Regions from separate parts of the Homo sapiens genome. Here region 1 is linked to region 2. A link is an interaction called in ENCODE POLR2A ChIA-PET data of the cell type or tissue named here. Cell type or tissue: PC-9. All regions are shown on one strand. Each heading gives the region's core, and the rest is flanking DNA. Links, peaks and the distances in the headings are about the cores only.

Region 1 (5,390 bases), core at 154-5,153, 330 kb after region 2:
GTTGTTTGATTTTTTCTTGTAAATTTGTTTAAGTTCTTTGCAGATTACTTTAGCCAGTATGGCCATTTTCAAAATATTGATTCTTCCTATCCACAAGCATGGAATGTTCTTCCATTTGTTTGTGTCCTCTTTTATTTTGTTGAGCAGTGGTTTGTAGCTCTCCTTGAAGAGGTCCTTTACATCCCTTGTAAGTTGGATTCCTAGGTATTTGATTCTCTTCGAAGCAATTGTGAATGGGAGTTCACTCATGATTTGGCTCTCTGTTTGTCTGTATAGGAATGCTTGTGATTTTTGCACATCGATTTTGTATCCTGAGACTTTGCTGAAGTTGCTTATCAGCTTAAGGAGATTTTAGGCTGAGACAATGAGGTTTTCTAAATATACAATCATGTCATCTGCAAACAGGGACAATTTGACTTCCTCTTTTCCTAATTGAATATCCTTTATTTCATTCTCCTGCCTGATTGCCCTGGCCAGAACTTCCAACAATATGTTGAATAGGAGTGGTGAGAGAGGGCATCCCTGTCTTGTGCCAGTTTTCAAAGGGAATGCTTCCAGTTTTTGCCCATTCAGTATGATATTGGCTGTGGGTCTGTCATAAATAGCTCTTATTATTTTGAGGTACATCCCATCAATACCTAGTTTATTGAGAGTTTTTAGCATGAAGGGCTGTTGAATTTTATCAAAGGAGATTTCTGCATCTATTGAGATAATCATGTGGTTTTTGTCTTTGGTTCTGTTTACATGATGGATTACGTTTATTGATTTGTGTATGTTGAACCAGCCTTGCATCCCAGGGATGAAGCCAACTTGATCATGGTGGATAAGCTTTTTGATGTGCTGCTGGATTTGGTTTACCAGTATTTTATTGAGGATTTTTGCACTGATGTTCATCAGAGATATAATCTCCTGGTGTGCCATTTGCTAAGACTGTTGGAAAAGCACAGTATTAGGGAGGGAGTGTCCCAATTTTCCAGGTACCATCTGTCATGGCTCCCCTTGGCTAGGAAAGGGAATGCCCTGACCCCTTGCGCTTCCCGGGTGAGGTGATGCCCCGCCCTGCTTTGGCTCACACCCCGTGGGCTGCACCCACTGTCCGACAAGCCCCATTGAGATGAACCTGGTACTTCAGTCGGAAATGCAGAAATCACCCGTCTTCCGTGTCGCTCACACTGGGAGCTGTAGACTGGAGCTGTTCCTATTCGGCCATCTTGGAACCTCCTCCCATGTTTGGTTTTAACAGCGGACCCATGGTTTATAAAATATAAGGCAATTAAATGAAAGAGAAAAAACAAAATACTTTCATAAACAAAGCAACTCCATCCACAGCCTCTGTTCTTTTTACCACTCAGTGGGGTAAAATGTCCAATAAAATGTAAAATGCAGCATATGCAATCATGTAATCTAAAAGCTTTTCATGATAACCCATTGCAAATTGCACTTGACAGTTCACCACAACAATGGAAAACTGGCCCCTGGTTGGTTCACACAGTCCTTGAACCCCAAATTGAAGTCACCAATAAAACGATCTGGATAAAAAGTTTGCAGCTGTGCTCAGCCAGCTAGTTCCACCCACTGGGTGTGAGCTGAAGACCCAGGACACCACCTTGTACTGTTCATTTGTGGGACTCTCATCTTCAGACAGGTAGTCAGGTAGCTCTGTGTTCTGTTCTACCACAGGAAGGTCTTGGAATGGGACCAGCATCTCTTCTCCACTTTCACTTTTCACAACTTACGGAGCTTTCATAACCTTGGTTGATGCTCTCGCTGATGCGAAAGCCTCAGCTTTCAAATCTGAACGGATTCACACCAAGCCTTTGAACAGCCATTTGAAAAGTAAAGCTAATAACACCTTTAATTTTTAACAAAGCCTCTTCATATAGATTTCTCGAAGACGTATCATCAAGGCCGTCTATATGCAAAACCACTGTTTTGGCACGTTTGTTTGCAGTTCCCAGAAAAAACTGAGCTTTCCTTCAATATGAATTCATTTCATTGAAACTATCACCATCTGCCTTATTGGAGGACTGAAGTATGTCATAGATTTCAGAGGCCAGAAGTTTTGTTTCTCCCAGAGTTGCAGTTTTCTGTATAACATTTTGTAGGCTCAACATCATACCCAGTTCTCCTTTCATCTTTTCTCTGTTTGCACGGTGTTCTCCCAAGTATCAAAGAGCGAGCAAAGCCAAATGGACTGGAGGGTTGGGGTGGTCCATAAATAAAATAAGGCAAGGCAGACATCCCTGATCCTGGACTACAGCTCTTCTGTTTAATGGATCTGCTGCTATATCCCCTAACTGGTTAACTACCGATAGAGTATCAGACTCTTCATTCATGGTGGAGGTGGAAGAATTCATCTTCTATGCCATGCACATGAATAAAATTTTAAATTTGCTCCAGAGCTTTAGGAGTTCAGAGCCTGCTGCACCATCGGGCCACACCTACGGATGAGGTAGAAACCCAGGCGGCGTGAGCCCCTCGGTTCACAGCCACAGCGTCGGCGATCGCAAACAACTGGACTAACTCAGGGAGCCAAAGAGCAAGGCGCTCTTTGGCGGTGGGGAAAGGAGTTGCTTGTTTTCAAGTGTTCAATGAGTCAGTGTTATTTGAGCACCTTTTTTTTTTTTTTTTTTTTTTGATACAGAGTCTCACTTTGTCACACAGGCTGGAGTGCAGTGGCACGATCTTGGCTCACTGCAGCCTCCATCTCCCAGGGCCAATTGATTCTCCTGCCTCCGCTTCCCCAGTAGCAGGGATTACAGGCATGTGCCACCATGCTCAGCTAATTTTTGCATTTTTAGTAGAGACAGGGTTTCTCCGTGTTGGCCAGGCTGGTTTTGAACTCCTGACCTCAAATGATCCGCCTGCCTTGGCCTCCCAAAGTGCTGGGATTATAGGTGTGAGCCACTTTGCCCGGCCAAGCACCTTTGTTTTTGAGAATGCCAGTTCTATGTCTTTGCTACTCTATCCTGCCCAAGGTTATTGTGGAAGAATGGTGAGACGCAGTACCTAGTGAGACATATTGGTAGAGTCTCTTCTGTGAAGTGAATTCCTCATTCTCCTGATCTTAGTAACCACCAAGGACACCTCTCTACCTCTGCAGAGCCAGGACACACAGTGACTTTATTTGTACATCCAGTGCACACAGTAACCTCATAATATGAGCACATATGATTATTGACCCATTCTCAGAAAAAAGCAAGGGTCCAGAAAGAGGCAACCATCCCAGCTGCGGCAACTAATAGATAGTACCTGGTGATTGTCCCAAGGCCTCTTCCCTCCTGCTGTCTGTTAACTGTGAGAGAGAGGACTGGCAAATAGCTCAACTTGCCCAGGAGACTTTTCCCTCATGGTGTATCACTTTGAATGTCTCTCTTTCCTATTTTTCAGAAGTGCTTCAATATTTCCCACCCTCTGATAAGAATTCATTCTTGTTTTTGACTTGATGATATGAAGGAGACACTAATTGCAACATGAACAAAAGAAATTAGCTTAGAAAAATTCCTAAGCAATGGTTTGCTCATCACTCTGTCTCTATTGGTTCATCGACTTATTATGAAAATAACACATGCTTTCAGTTGGAAATTCAAAATAGCACAAAAAGGTATCCAAAGCAAAGTAAGTCTTCTTCTCAGCCCAGTCCCTGAGTCCCACTCCCTGTAGATAAACGCCATCGACCATTTCTCATATGCTCTTCCAGAAATTTTCCATGTAAATATACGTCTATAGACATTATTAAGTACCTTTCTTTTGTTTAACTTAATGATATATCTTGAAGATTTGTCCATATCAGCATATGTAGATACACTAAATACAACAATTTATTATATGACCACATCAAAATTTGTTTAGTCAGTCTCCTGTTGATGGACATATGGCTGTTTCCTGGCTTTTGTTTTTCAGACCTCTCTGTGTACAGGTGAAATTAAAATCAGAGGACAAATTGCTACATTTGCTAGCAGGCCTTACAAGATTGGCATGTTTTAAATTTTAATAATATTGTCCAATTGCATTTCAAAGAGGGTGTAACAATTTTTACAACACCTGCATTGCATATGTACCTGTATCCTTACACCCCTAGCCACTGTGAATTTCCGTATTTTATAACTATTGCCACTATGATAGGCAAAAAATTGTTTCATGGTCTGAATTTGTATTTCTTTAATTATGAATGAGACTGAGATATTTTAATATGCGTAAAAATGTATTTTTCTTTCTGAACTCCTCTTTCATACATATCCTTTGCCTATTTTGTGAGGTCATTTATATTTTTCTTGTTGGCCTATACTAATGTTTTATACATATATAGAGGGGATATAGTACATATACAGTGCAGATGTGGTAAAAATTTGTACAACCTCTCTGGAATGCAGTTGGAGATGAAGATGCATGTGTACAAAGTACAGGGTTTTCTTGTTTTGTTTTGTTTTTTGAGACTGAGTCTCTCCCTGTCGCCCAGGCTGGAATGTAATGGTGTGACCTTGGCTCACTGCAACCTCTGCATCCCGGGTTCAAGGGATTCTCCTGCCTCAGCCTCCTAAGTAGCTAGGAATACAGGCGCACGCCAGCACACCAGCTAATTTTTTGTATCTTTAGTAGAGACGGGGTTTCACCATGGTGGCCAGGCTGGTCTTGAACTCCTGATCTCATGATCCGCCCGCCTCGGCCTCCCAAAGTGCTGGGATTACGGGCGTGAGCTGCCGCATCCGGCCCAGGTTTTTTTTTTAATTTTGCCTTTTGCCTTTAATTACTGTAGTTTTCCATGAAATAAATTTAATATTTTATAGTAAAATTTATTGCTCTACCTCCTTTATTGCTAATATCTGCTTAGATTTTTTTTCTTACTTAGGAAAATATTACCCACTCCAAGATTACTTTAAATTTTCTTCATGATGCCTTATAAAATTTTTTTAGTTTTGCTTTTTATCTTTAGAGCTTTGGTAGAAATTCAAAATAGCAAATCTAGAATGTACTTTAATGCAAGGAGTGAGACACAGAACTATTTTTTTTCTAAATGACTGAAAACGTCTCAATGCCATCTATTAAATAATCCATCTTTCTTCACTGATTTAAAATGCCACCTTTATCATAGACTGGATTCCCTGAAGTGTTTGGACCTACTTAAGATTCTATTCTGTTCCATTGATCTGCCTGCCTATGCAGATATTTTAGAAATGAATACATTTATGTAGCTATAATTTAGCCTATGTGGGTCTATTTCCAGGCTTTAGTTAATTGTATTCTACAGTATGTTTATTTGTCATTGTGTACCTCGGTTTTGACTTCCTCAAGGGTAAAAATTATGGATTCTCTTCCCTCTGTAATTCCCTAAAACATGAGTCTCTGCCAAGTTTGTCATTTTGAAAACTGAAATCAAGCCATGTCCTTAG
Region 2 (5,390 bases), core at 56-5,055:
TCTTCTTCTTCTTCTTCATTTTTTCCTCTCTCTTGTTTAAACCTCAGATGTATAAATAACTGAAGAAGCTGTGCTATTTTAAAACATGCACTGATGATTTTTCATTGGTACATACATTTCTATCACAGCCCTTTAGTATCATTGTAATTTGCTATTTAATAACTCCCCTTTCTAAAAACTGATATTAATGGAATACATTATTGCATTTAATTTGTTCAAAATTATTATTTTTTAATACTATTAAGCATTTCCTCAGTTCATGATCCTTCCTCTTGCTGAACCTGTGCAGCCCCTTGCCTGGTTTTGTTGCTGCTTTGTTTTTGTCGTTGTTATTTTCCTTCCCGTGACCACAGCTCCATTCCACCTGCCTTCTAAATGTCCCTCTAAGAACTGCTTTAGCTAGAAGCTAAAAATGCTGGCTTGCTGTTTTTTCATTATCATCCTCTTCTAAGTATTTTGAAACTGTTTTTTCCTAACCTAAAGTTTTAACCTTTTTTTTTTTTTTTGACGGTGTCTTGCTCTGTCACCCAGGCTGGAGTGCAGTGGTGCGATCTTGGCTCACTGCAACCTCTGCCCCCTGGGTTCAAGCAATTCTCTTGGCTCAGCCTCCCTAGTAGCTAGGATTACAGGTGTGTGCTACCTAGCCAGGTATGTAACACCCGGCTAATTTTTTTTTTTTTTTTTTTGAGACAGAGTCTTGCTCTGTCGCCCAGGCTGGAGTGCAGCGGCACGATCTCGGCTCACTGCAACCTCCACCTCCCAGGTTCAAGCAATTCTCTGCCCTCAGCCTCCCGAGTAGCTGGGTTTACAGGCACCAGCCACCATGCCTGGCTAATTTTTTAATATTTTTAGTAGAGATGGGGTGTCACTATCTTGGCCGCACTGGTCTTGAACTCCTGACCTCGTTATCCACCCGCCTCGGCCTCCCAATAATTTTTGTATTTTTAGTAGAGATGGGGTTTGGCCATGTTGGCCAGGCTGGTCTCAAACTTCTGACCTCAGGTGATCTGCCAGCTTCTGTCTTTCAAAGTGCTGGGATTATTACAGGCATGAGCCACCATGCCCAGCCAACAATGTATTTTTAAGATGGCAGATATGTAGGATTTTAAGCTATCCTTTTGTTGTTGATTTGATTTTGCTATATTATTGCCGCAGTCTCTCAGATATTGAATTCTTGGAATTTAATTAGTTTTCACTGAGTCCCAGGAGAAATTCAATTTTTGTGAATGGTCCATGGATATTCAAAAACTCTATTTGCTTATTAGGTATTAAATATATATACTAATATATTAGGTAAATATATATAAATACGTATATTAGTGAGCTTAATTTTAAATGTGTCTATACATGTTAAAAAATTCTGTACTTTCATGTTTTGTCAGTTTGATCTAAACCATTTTTGAGGAAGTGATAAAATCTCTAACTGAAATTGGAAATGCATCCACATCTCCCTATTGTTCTGCCCACTGCTCATGCCACTCCTCTCCTGACAAAACAGAAACTTCTGAAACCAAGGGGAAAGGGGAATTGTTAATTAGAAGTAAATAGTAGCTAGTAATCATTTGTACTAGCTATGACCTCATGGCAGGATTGTCGAAACGAGGCCTATTATTTGACTTGAATTGCTTTACTACTTGCTGGATTTTCTCTTGGTGAGAAAACTTCCCAAATTGTAATTCACCCTTAACATCCCCCTACAGCTAGATGAGGCAAATGCCAGTATGCCCTGTGGCCAATGGATAGCCTGAAGAACCAAGTAATATTCATCATCAATTCTCCCATGACAGCAGTTTCTTCTGCTTTTGTCCAATAAGCAAAAAAATTTCAATATTTATGAATAGATGTACAATAAAACAATTGGTGGTCAAAGAACGGGGATAATTTTAAGAGGCTTCTATGTAAAGGTGTCTAAACTGTGCCAGACACTTACCGTGTTCCTTCGGACAAACTACTTAACTCCACCTTCCTTCATAGTAGTGTAGACCTCACAAAGTGGCAAGAGGATTGAACAAGTTAGCATACTGTTAGCACTTAGAATGTACTAAAGTCATATAATATGCATTTGATAGTCATTAGATATTATTGGCTGCATTTCACTTTTCATATTCTTTCCACTTTCTTGATTTATTCATGCTTTGTGTAACTGTGTATGTGGTGTGTGTTTATGTAGAGGAAACCTGTTATAGGCATTATATTCTCTGGGAATTTTACTTCTTCAAAATCATTCACCCATCTACTTGTGCAGGGACCTTAGAACAATTTTTAGACTCTATTTGGGGTTAGAACGTAGTATCTGTTATTGTGACTAAAGATTTGAGTCTTTGAGTTGTTCTCTTGATTGTGGAAGATGTATAGCCTAAGGCATTGCAGAGAGAAAGCCAGTACACAGAAGAATAGAGCTAGAATACAGTCACCCAGAGACATAGAGATAAGAAATGGCGAGAAAATAATGCCTGGTTTCATATCGCTTTCCATTTCCAGATTTTCAGCCCTTCTGAGGCCAGATGGCATTCCTGACAAAGAGTTTTTCAAGACATTACTATATTCTTATCATAACTCCTCTTTTGTTTCAATTACTTGAATTGGTTTCTGTTATTTGCATCTAAAAGAGTATCAAACAATACAATCTAATAGACCATAACAAGCTTAGTAAGGCTAAAAATTGTGTCCTTGACTGCTTCCGGGATCCGAAGATAATACAGCGATCATTGTTTGACATCTTTTCACTAACCACATATCTGAAACACAAAGCTCAGGATGTCTGTCATCCATCCAACTTGAACAAATTTGAGAAATAAAAGATGACATCAATGAAGGTATTCTGAAACTACAATAAATTGTTTCATCATCTAAAATAGACATTCATCTTAGATCCAAAGATTCTTAGTAGATGCCCACTGCTCTTTTCCCTTTTAGTTCTCCTGCCTCATTTCATTTCCTACCCAGCTCATGCAAACTTATTCCATGGGGCTATGTGCTTCCATTTTTCCATTCTCACTGATGGAAAGCCATCAATTCACATCATCTTCAACTGGCAATTTCATTTCATCAAAAAGTATATGTTGAGACTAATATTTTCCAGACAGCCTACTTGAGTTAGGTTGTGGCTACAAAATGCAATAGACATGGTTTCTAAACCCAAAGTATCATCTCTCTCAGAGTATGCCTAGTTGTGATAAGGTGGGGAAGAGGAGATGGTTCTTTTGCATGCCTGTTATTTGTTTTCATTAAGAGCTACATTAAGGAAATACTCTTGGCCTCTTTCTAGAACAGTAGTGTCTTAATCTTACAGGTGAGTTTGGTGGAAAAAAAAACAACAACTGATGATATGTATTTTCTTCTTGGGAAGCAGCCTGACCACAGAGGACATCAATTCTACTGGGCATTAATTCACACTATAAGTTTTATAGGGTCAAGGATCCGTGGGAAAAAGCTTGAATGGTACAAGGCTGCCTATAGTTAGATGGGCACATTTTTTTAACCCTAGAGTTCAATATTAGAAAGTCCACTTGTCCATAGCTATGAGTCATATTCTCCTGTGTTAGCTGTATCTGCATGATGGTGGTATTTTGTTCTTCTATCTGCCTTATAATTTAGATATATGTCTTAATTGATTAATAGACCCAGTGGAAAAGAGTGTTACTAGCCTCCTCAAGAACACTAACAATGTGTATCTAGAATCCTGTCCTCTCACCTTGGCTTTTGCCCTGTAATCTAATAATCAGGGGAAATATCCAGCTGGAATTTTTTTCTTTTTTTGAGATGGAGTCTGTCTCTGTTGCCCAGGCTGGAGTGCAATGGCATGATCTCGGCTCACTGCAACTTTTGCCTCCTGGGTTCAAGCGATTCTCCTGCCTCAGCCTCCTGAGTAGCTGGGATTACAGGCACCCACCATCATGCCCAGCTAATTTTTTGTATTTTTAGTAGTGACGGGGTTTCACCATGTTGTTCAGGCTGGTCTCGAATTACTGACCTCAAGTGATCCACCCATCTTGTCCTCCCAAAGTGCTGGGATTACAGGCATGAGCCACTGTGCCTGGCCCCCGATGGAATTTTCACCACCCCAAATTCAGGACTTCACAAATGGAAATGTGTGCCAATCTCCAACCATTCCATAAAGGGAAATCAGAAGTTTATCACCAAGCATGCCTGTTTCAGTCACATATGACCCTAATCATCAACTCATTCAGCTGAAATCTCAGAGTCACAATGACTCATCCTCCTCTTATTCTAGTAAGTTAGGCATAGAGTCCTGTTGGTTTTTTCTTCACAAATGTTTTATTTATCTGCTTTCATCACTAATCCCAATCTAGACTTCTTCATGCCTGCTCATTGCAAAAGCTCATCAGCTATATTTTGCTGATTCTAGATTTTTTCCTTATAATCTCTCCAGCAGAGCTGACAACATAATCTTGTTTAGTTGCCACTTTGACCACATTATTCCTGCCCAAAATACCTTCAGTGACTTCCGTCTTCAGATCAAATTCTTTTTCATGTTTTAAAGGCTCTGTCATAAGTGAATATAAATAACACAACCAACTTCTTCATATTTGTTATTCTCTAGTCTACTTGGACTTAACTCTTTTATAAACCAAAAGCATGGTCCACTTTTACTATATGTCTTTACTGAAATTGTAAACCACACATATATCATCATCTGAAATCAACTTCTACCCCCCCTGTCAATCACCTCCAAATATTTAAGGACTAAAGCGAAGCCCAGCATGTCATATCCATTAACTTATTTACAATTATAACACACAGTTTCCAGTTAATCATACACTGTATTAAATTGTGTATTTCTGTGGTTTTATAGATTCATCTTTATCCAAGCTGAATTACTGTGAGTTCCTAGGGCTGAAGAATCATGGTACATTCCCCACATCATAAAATTCATTATTAATCATATAGTAGATACAAAATATTTAATAATTGATTGCCTTATAAATAAAACGAAGTAATTGCCTTCACCTAAGAGATGGCTTGATTCAACAGTTTGAAGCTTGAGTCATTTGATAATCAAAATCTGCTCTGACCTCTGATTTTCTCTGTTGTTCTAGGCAAGCCATTTTACTTACTTTGGACTCATTTTCTTAATCCAAAAATGGAAGTAAGGCTTGTCATCTGTCTTATTCATAGTCACAGGTGAGGAGTATCCTAGTCAATACAAGGCACATAGCTAATACAAAGTTTAATAAAAATGATAAATAACATCTATTACAAAATTGAACCATTGTTCAATTTCTTCTGCCCTTTCAGTTCTTTGATTCAATATTCTTTCACTGAAATCTGAGAGCTGTAATTTGAAAAAGCGTTTTACTAATAATTGTAGACTTTCTACATTAGCTTTTTCTTATCATTAGGCACACCTGGATGATATCAAATTATTC

Evidence for each region. Peaks named below come from ENCODE experiments on the same cell type or tissue, not always from the same donor. Only the 100,000 strongest peaks of a DNase experiment are listed, where the experiment ranks them.
Region 1: POLR2A ChIA-PET joins it to region 2 with 5 read pairs; 2 of 35 experiments call an interaction of 5 or more read pairs at or near these places.

What each region holds. Positions count from the first base shown.
Region 1 is chr4:138,479,740-138,485,129 of GRCh38, forward strand. It overlaps the pseudogene LOC100131429. Among named protein-coding and RNA genes, the nearest start is that of LINC00498, 170 kb to the left of the region's middle. In PC-9, for the core only: no CTCF peak of the experiment used is centred there; no DNase peak of the experiment used is centred there.
Region 2 is chr4:138,154,748-138,160,137 of GRCh38, forward strand. The region is part of intron 3 of SLC7A11-AS1 (SLC7A11 antisense RNA 1); the gene reads left to right. Among named protein-coding and RNA genes, the nearest start is that of LINC00616, 27 kb to the left of the region's middle. In PC-9, for the core only: no CTCF peak of the experiment used is centred there; no DNase peak of the experiment used is centred there; H3K27ac peaks cover 1,557 bases.